Linked DNA regions of Homo sapiens: region 1 is linked to region 2. Evidence: chromatin contacts called from ENCODE Hi-C or POLR2A ChIA-PET data. All regions are on one chromosome and are shown on one strand. Each heading gives the region's core, a stretch centred on a gene start or an enhancer-like site at or near the end of the contact. The rest is flanking DNA. Distances are from core to core; before and after follow the strand shown.

Region 1 (3,838 bases), core at 436-2,935, 85 kb after region 2:
TGCTACCCACACAGGACACCAGTCCTCAGTTTGGTCTGGGGAGTCAAGCTGCCTGAGCTTGAATCCCACCTCCACTTTCTACTGGCTATGTGACCTTGGGCAAGTTATTTAAGCTCTCTGCTCCTCAGTTTCCTCACCTATAAAATGGGGACAATGCTATTACCTACCTCAGACAGTTGCTGGGAGTGGTTCTAAGAGAGGTAACAGATATACAGTGCTTCCAACTGTGACTGATAGACAGTAACCACTCAAAAAATGTTAGCAATCAAAACGCTTTAGAGTTTAGCCACTGCTCCTAGCCCTGCCCTCTGCAGCCATTGTCTATCTCAACAGCAGGAAATCTGCTAGGGCTGGGGCACACTGAGCACTGTGCCAGGATGCCCACCACCTGGGGATGGGTGAGGAGATGGGCTGGTGGAACCCTGGAACCCTGCTCCTGCACTGTTTCCTGGGAGAAGAATTTGTGCCTGCTCCCAAGTGCAATATATGGAGCCCCATGACTTAGAGTCAGAAAGATATGCCTTTAAGTGCCTGCTCCTTATTGACTCTCCATGAGACCTTCATAAGGGTGAATTCCTTAAGCTCTGGGTGTCGATTTGTTCATTTTGAAAATGGAAATCAGAGTATGCACCACTTGCTGTGTTAGGGGAAAGATTAAATTGCTAATGCCTAAGACCTGATAAACACCACTGGCACCACACTAAGGATTCATCTTGGGTCGTAAAAAGTGACATTCTGCTCTTATCATAAAGAGCCCCCCGCCCCACCTCCACAACCCTATTTCGAATAAAGGACATACCAGTTTCTGCAAATTTGGTCTTATTTAAAGCCAAGCAGAGGTGGCTTTTATGTGATGTGACATAAAAATTCAGACTGAGCCCTGTTTTGCTTTCTCTTTTGGCTGCTAACTTGACCTAGCTGCCTTTCTTCCCCTCACACCACGGGAGTTCGGGTTGCCAGGTAAAATCAGCACAAGTCTAACACTTCCTGTCAGCTCAACCTGAGTTTCTTCCACTTATGCTGTCTGCAGTGGCTTCGGCATCCCGAGCCAAGGGGCCAAGGGTGATGTGTGGCTGTGCTGACACATCCCCTTCCCCTTGAGTAGCCCTGGGACCTGGGATGCGGGAGAGGGAGCAAGTGAGCCAGTGCTCAGAGAACAGCCACCTACAGACCCCTAGGCAGGAGACCCCAAAAGGCCGCACTTAGCCTCCACAAAGAACCAGGCCCTCTTCCTCAGCGGAACCATTTCCAGAACGCAAAGCATCCTCTGGGGAGGTCCAGCTGCTGTGCCTTTGCCACTTCTCAGTGCTGAGCTGGTTTGGCAGGGAATGTGGCAGGCAGCAGTTGGCAGTCACAAGGGTCAGAGGAGCATTCTGTGGCATTTATACAGAGTCACGTTTCTGACTTGACTGAAAGTAGAATCTTTAATAATATATAGGTTTTAAGTGACTGAGGGTTGCTCTTGCCAAATCCTAGCATAAAGCATATTTTTACAGCTGGGATGATAAATCCCTGAAAGACGGCACTTACCATGGAAACGCTGACACAGCCTTTCATTCCCTTCACAGTGATTAAAATCCTTATTTCAATTTGTTTTTCTTTATTTTGAGCTAGAGTCATTTGCAAGCCCAGGAATACATCTCTCTGTGAAAGAAAACGAAATGCTGCCCTCTGTCAGAAATAAAATGAAACTGTTCTTAACTCACTGCAGTGGTACAAATCTCGCCTTGAAGAATCATGAAAACCCAGGAAATCAGGCTTTCTAGCCAGAGTAGAAACTCCTGCAGAACTTACCTTGTTTCCTAGGGAAAGTAAGACAGAGACAGGAAGGCAGGCAACCAACGGTGTGTTATCAAACCAGGGGCCACTATGGGCATCTGGAGATTTAGCCTTTGAGGAATTCCGGGAGCCATTGCAGCCAGTGCACATCAGGACCATCCTGCCTACAAGGTGGGATGCTCTGGGGTGTTTGTTCGCCAGTTCCCACCAGTCACTGGTTTCAAGCTGCCGCACATCAGTGCTTATGCATTTCTGGCCTGCTGCTCATTGCGGGCTCCAATGGCCAGAGGGAGCCCTCAGGCAAAGAGATGCAGATTTGGCAGTTGGAGGCCCAGCCCTTGTGCTGGTGAGGCTTGAGTGCATATAGGGAGCCCTGATCTGTCCACTGATCCCACTCTCCATTATCCCTTTTATGCTTCTTTGGACTGTTTTATTTGCAAGTATATTTAATATGGTTTGGATGTTTGTCCCCTCCAAATCTCATGTTGAAATGTAATCCGCAGTGTTAGAGGTGGGGCCTAGTGGAAGGTGTTGGGGTCAAGGGGGCAGATCCCTGATGAATGGCTTGGTGCCCTCCCCATGGTAATGAATGAGTTCTCAATCTTAGTTCACAGGAGAGCTGGCTATTTAAAGGAGGCTGGCACCTCTTCCTCCCTCTCTTGCTCACTCTCTCGCCCTGTGACATGCTGGCTTCCCTTCCCTCCTGCCATGACTAAAAGCTTCTTGACGCCTCATCAGAAACCAAGCAGATGTGGGCTCCATGCTTCTTGTACAGTCTGCAGAACTGTGAGTCAAATAAACTTCTTTTCTTTATAAATTACCCAGTCTCAGGTATTCCTTTATAACAACACAAAATAAGCTAACACAATATTTCATTCCCTTGGGGTTCAGGGAATTCCCTCTGTTTATCCAAGTCTTATCATCCGTGCTGAACCAAAAGCTCAGTGATCCTACTAACCAAATGCCCAGGAATGTCTTTCTACCTTTCCAAATCTTGTAATTGGAAAATCCATAATTGACCTGGCCACATGTCTTAATTTGCCAGTGAGATCTCAGCAGTGTTTCTCATTTAATAGCTGATGTGGTCTCAAATTTCCCAACCTAACAAGGCTTCATTCAACTCTGCAGATCATATTAGAACTTGGCCTAATGAGACCTGAGCATTTCCCTGATTCTGCACATGGTCAGAGCTTGGCAACAGGGTTTTCCAGAGTGTTCCACAGATAATCAGTCTGGAGAGATATTCCTCAGAATGGGGATTCAGAGATGAGATAAGCCTGGTAACATCACTAGGTATAGCACCCTCTTAAAGATCATAAGGCCCACCAGGATATTAAAGGCTCTGAGAAGTCCTGCAGGGAATAAATCCAATTAGCTTTGTTTAACTCAATGTTTCCCAACTTATTTCATCACTGGACTAGTTCTTCACGAAACATCTATTATCATCCTGTAACATACCAGATATAGTACACTTAACTGGATTTGCCTTTTATTTGTTTTCCCCCCTTATTTTAGTGAATTTTAAAAATATTTTTATTATACAAGTATGACATGTTTTGTAGAAAGACTGGGCCGGAGGCAGTGGCTCACGCCTGTATTCCCAGCACTTTGAGAGGCCAAGGAGGGCAGATCATGTGGTCAGGAGTTCGAGACCAGCCTGGCCAACATAGTGAAACCCCATCTCTACTAAAAAAAAAAAAAAAAATACAAAAAATGAGCATGGTGGTGGGTGCCTGTAATCCCAGCTACTTGGGAGGCTGAAGCAGGAGAAGTGCTTGAACCCGGGAGGCAGAGTTTGCAGTGAGCTGAGATCGTGCTTTTGCACTCCAGCCCGGGCAACAGTTCGAGACTCCGTCAAAAAAAAAAAAAAAAAAAGACTGAAAAAATACAAATAAGGAAAAAAGGAAGAAAAGGCACCGTGACATAATTACTGTGAACATTTTGGGTTCCGGAAGCGCATGTGTCCATGTTTCAGCATTCCTTTGTGAGAAGCAGTTTTTACTATAACAAAAATTAATCTGTCTTCCCAGATTATATTCGGTTTTATGACCCTTGATTC
Region 2 (4,052 bases), core at 445-2,944:
AGAAACAAGATTGAAGGAGTCTGGGTCCCTTCACCATAAAGCCATTATACTTCCCCAAGACTATTTATGTCCAGGTTGTTACCTGAGAGAGAAGCAACTTCCATCTTGTCTGAGTCATTGAAATTGTGAGTCTTCTTACACTATGTCACCTGTGTCTATGAGGTTTCCGTTCTCCATTCATCTGTTTATCTGCTCTGTTGTATGTAATAGAACTTGGTGCTCTGCTTCCCAACATTTTCCTTGGAATATGCCTGGAGACAAGTCTGCTGGTCTTATCCCCGAGGCATCTACAGGGAGTGGCCAAAGGGGAAAAGCAAAGCAATAAACAGTGAGTGGCATGTGTGTCTTTTGGCTCTGGCTCCATAGCATCCACTAGCAAGCTGTTACCACACTTGAACCTCAGACTTCCGCATGCTGGGAGCCAGTCTCCTCAGAGGCTTATAGTCCAAGAATGCCATGAGGCTGCTTGGGGGGGTTCATTGTCATTCTTTCTTGCACACAGCTTGACAGCTTTGAGGCTCAGGACAACATTTTTTGGTCCTGAATGGATGCATCTGTGCTAAGCATCATGGTTCTGCTCCAAGTCCTGTTTCTGCTCATCAGCTGTGTTGTTAATAATGTTGGTTTCTTTTTTTCTTTCTTTCTTTCTTTTTTTGTTTTGATCTCTCAGCAATTCACCCCCAGGACAATTCACTCCAGGACACCTGGTGAGCCCTAAGGAGACCTAGCTCTTAGCATGCTTAGCACTTGTAAAACAAGGACTACTGACTTTCCTTGCCTATTGCACAATTAAATTAACATTCATAAAACTTCCTGAGATGTTCCGGACACAAGCCATTACCTACAACATTTTGCTGTATTCCAGAGGGCCCTTTCTATTGCTAGCTGCTGGAGTTCCATAATTCCTTGCCCTGGTTTGTGCAGAGGGTGGCCAAACAGTGGTCTCTGTACTGTTTCCTCTGGCCTGATTAATTGTTGCCAGACTTGCTGTTCTCAAGGCTAGAAATCATGCCAGCTGAATCGGCTTTGTGTTCAGGACATTTGCCTTAAATGACACCAAATCCATTCTTGACCCTAATTATATAAAATATGCTTCAATAATTTCCCACTTGGTGAATTAAAATAATGCCAGTACTGCTGCTTGAACCTCTCCTCCTCACTATAACTTGATTAAGAAGCATTCAACGATCTTGAAACATGTCATAAATTTCTTCCCATGCTATTATTCTTGGGGTCCCCCAAAGAGCTGCCAGGAGCCAAGCCCAGTGCCAGGACTCTACTGAAAGGGACTGAGATGGATTGTGGGCTGAATTTTAAACTTAGGATATTTCCAGCAACAGACTCTGGGCTTCTTTTTGACGCCCTCCCCACCTTTCATGCACAAACATACACTATTTGGTTACTAATAATTCTTGTTCCTAACTTCTCCCCATATAACTCATTTCCACACATGCATTCTTTAATATCTGACATCTGTCAAAGTTTTGCCAAAAAGCTGCATTGGTGCTCCAGCATCTGAGTGGCCAGGGTTTTTTGTTTTTGACTGCATTCCAGATGGATGCTTCCGGCCTCATTGTTTACCATGAGACACACACAGCTCTTGCTTCCTCTCATTCTTCTTTGGGCACCAGGTTGCTCTGTGCTTCAGTGGCTACGGAAATCTCTCCTCTAAACACATCCTGTCAAACACAAAGACCCAAACCATCCAAAACTAGCAGCCTGACTTGGGGTTGTTATGCTTGTTTCTTACTGCCCAAGTGAATCAGATTTTACACATTCTAGCAGCATGTGTCCTGTTAACCAAGAGGGGAGGACATAATATTCTGTCATTAGGATAAAAATGTCCTGATTGTACTTCACATCTCTGATGGGATGCCACACCATCATACATGTCGAGTTCTTTAAGGTTTTCAAATGAGTGTCTCTAATGCTAGTCCAGTTGCTGAGATGAAAACTGGCTTGACAATGATCCTCCTTGATCAACACATTTGTTCCAGCTCTATTGCCAAAGCCTCATATTCATTTATCTTCTCTGCATAAGGCCAAGAGGTTCAACCTTCCCCTTTATCTCACTCTGGGATGAGGCTTGGGCAGCCAGTGAAGGGTATCTCCCCAGGAAGGTTTTGTTTCTTTGCTTCTTAAAAAGCACCAGAGGGTCTCTTCATCCAGGGAAGACTCAGGAACCCCTAAACTCGTCATTACACTCCAAGTACAGAAAGGGGCAAGAAATTTCTCTCTTTCAACAGGGTTCTTTTTATAGACTTCTACAGTGATGTGTCCTCTCCAAGTGAATTGGATTGGTCCTGGGTTTCAGACTAAATATCCATCATAAAATTTGCCTAGCCGTCCACCAGTTTACCCATAGCACACTGCACGTGCTCTCTAGGTAACCACGGCCAGAACCTCAGCTGCTGCCGCCTGGGGGTCATTCTCCACTGGGTCTCTTCTGAATAAATAGTGTTATCCCCCTGAGACCCACATCTTCCTGTTGCTCCCTCACAATGAATCCTCAATTCAGCATACAAATGTTGAATGCATACTCTATGCCAGATGAAGCAGGCAGAAAGTTCTTAACAATGTTTTAGTCTTGCATCTCTGAAAATTCCAGGACAGCTCTGGACTCCCTTTGTAGAAAAATACATGTGCTATACATATATATTCTTTTAGGCAATCTCCTGAGGCCAGCCCAACAACTCTAGGTTAACCCTCTGAATGCAAAGAAACTGCATAAGACTTAGACACATGTAGGGCTGAGATGTAGCTCTGTTGTTTACCAACAGTAGGACCTTGGAGAAATCCCCTCCAACTCTCTGAATCTCAGTTGCTTCAACTATAAAAAGGGACTCTGGTAGTACTTGCCTTAGCCTCCTGGCATTTAGTGAGGTTTTAGTGAGAGAATGGATCTAAAGGCAGATGATTGTTATTACACCTGAGCACTTACCACACATGTGAATTGACCAGGATTTCAAAATCTCACCTCTTGGAAAGGAGGGAGGTGAAGATTTGTGATTGCCTATGTTCTGCAGATGAAAATTCCAAGGTGGACTAAATGACAGGCTTTGACAAATTGAATCTAAATCTTATTATAACGCAGGGACAAGAAGGTGACCAAATATTAGGAACTATGGAGGTTTGCAGATCTAGTTCAGCCTCTGATTCCACCTTAGAGAGCTCCTCATCTGCCAACGTGCTGAAGACCTATTAATAGCTTGGCCCCATCCTGGAATCGTTTCTGTTGGTTGATGTCTCTCTGAGGATTGAGAGGCTCGCATGAGGAAATTGATTCAGGTGAAAGTTCAATACAGCTATGATTTATTTGGCCCAGAACTAATCAAGAGCGAAGTTTCTTGGGGGTATTAAAAGGGATCCCTTTCACCCGCAGTGCTTTAATAGCAGTTCTCCAGGGTTTTGGCCCCAACTTCCACTCTCCCAAGATGATTTTAGGTTGGGAGTTTTGGTGGCACCACAAGAAATATAACTGGTGCCCAATATCTGATCCTGCATTCTGTTGACAGACATTTTTGGTGAAGGATCCAAGCCTCAGCTTCCATTTGCCTTTGATGGTTTTGTTGACACTTGAACCTGGAGTGGGTGTTCCACCAGTAGGCGGGGAAGTAGGAAGACCTGAACTGTTTCTGTTCAAAATATGAACAGAACTGGACAAAATCTGTTCTCAAAAGGTTCCTAGAAGCTTTAAAAAACAACATTTGATTGTGTCTTCTTATAAAAGTAAAGCATGACAGCTTGTTGTACAAAAGGTACATCAGCAGTCCTTTGTGCCAAAAGTTTGAACATCACAAAAGTTTAGGAAGCCAGGGAGGGAGGAAGAAAGAAAGGAAGTAATGAAGGCCAAGAAAAAATCAAAACCAATGAAAAGTCAATGTCAGCAGTTCCCAAATGAGCAAAAGCCAGATCTGTAGCTAATGACCAGAGCAGGAACATGGTCTAGGAGCCACATATCCATTTATATGGGCCTGAGAATCCTCTTTACAGGACCATTTCATGGATATATTTGAGGACACTGATTGCTACCCCTCCTCTTAGTTAAGATT

What was found. A loop is a pair of places that touch in the nucleus more often than their neighbours do. ChIA-PET counts read pairs that join two places held with the same protein, here RNA polymerase II (POLR2A). Pooled maps may share reads with other maps.
Region 1: a loop to region 2 is called in a map of endothelial cell of umbilical vein, with 6 times the contacts of the local background. The contact joins two enhancer-like sites. A Hi-C loop is called at or near these places in 2 of 168 maps with a recorded cell type or tissue (Right ventricle myocardium inferior and endothelial cell of umbilical vein) and 5 of 50 pooled maps. POLR2A ChIA-PET finds 5 or more read pairs at or near these places in 6 of 52 experiments (A673, CD4-positive, alpha-beta T cell, MCF 10A and 3 more).

What each region holds. Positions count from the first base shown.
Region 1 is chr3:43,160,123-43,163,960 of GRCh38, reverse strand. No RefSeq gene overlaps it. Among named protein-coding and RNA genes, the nearest start is that of POMGNT2, 56 kb to the right of the region's middle. Within about 2 kb of position 1,685, at least 7 of the 41 ENCODE cell types and tissues checked have a DNase peak (open chromatin) inside an H3K27ac peak, as active enhancers do.
Region 2 is chr3:43,244,718-43,248,769 of GRCh38, reverse strand. No RefSeq gene overlaps it. Among named protein-coding and RNA genes, the nearest start is that of SNRK, 40 kb to the left of the region's middle. Within about 2 kb of position 1,694, at least 6 of the 41 ENCODE cell types and tissues checked have a DNase peak (open chromatin) inside an H3K27ac peak, as active enhancers do.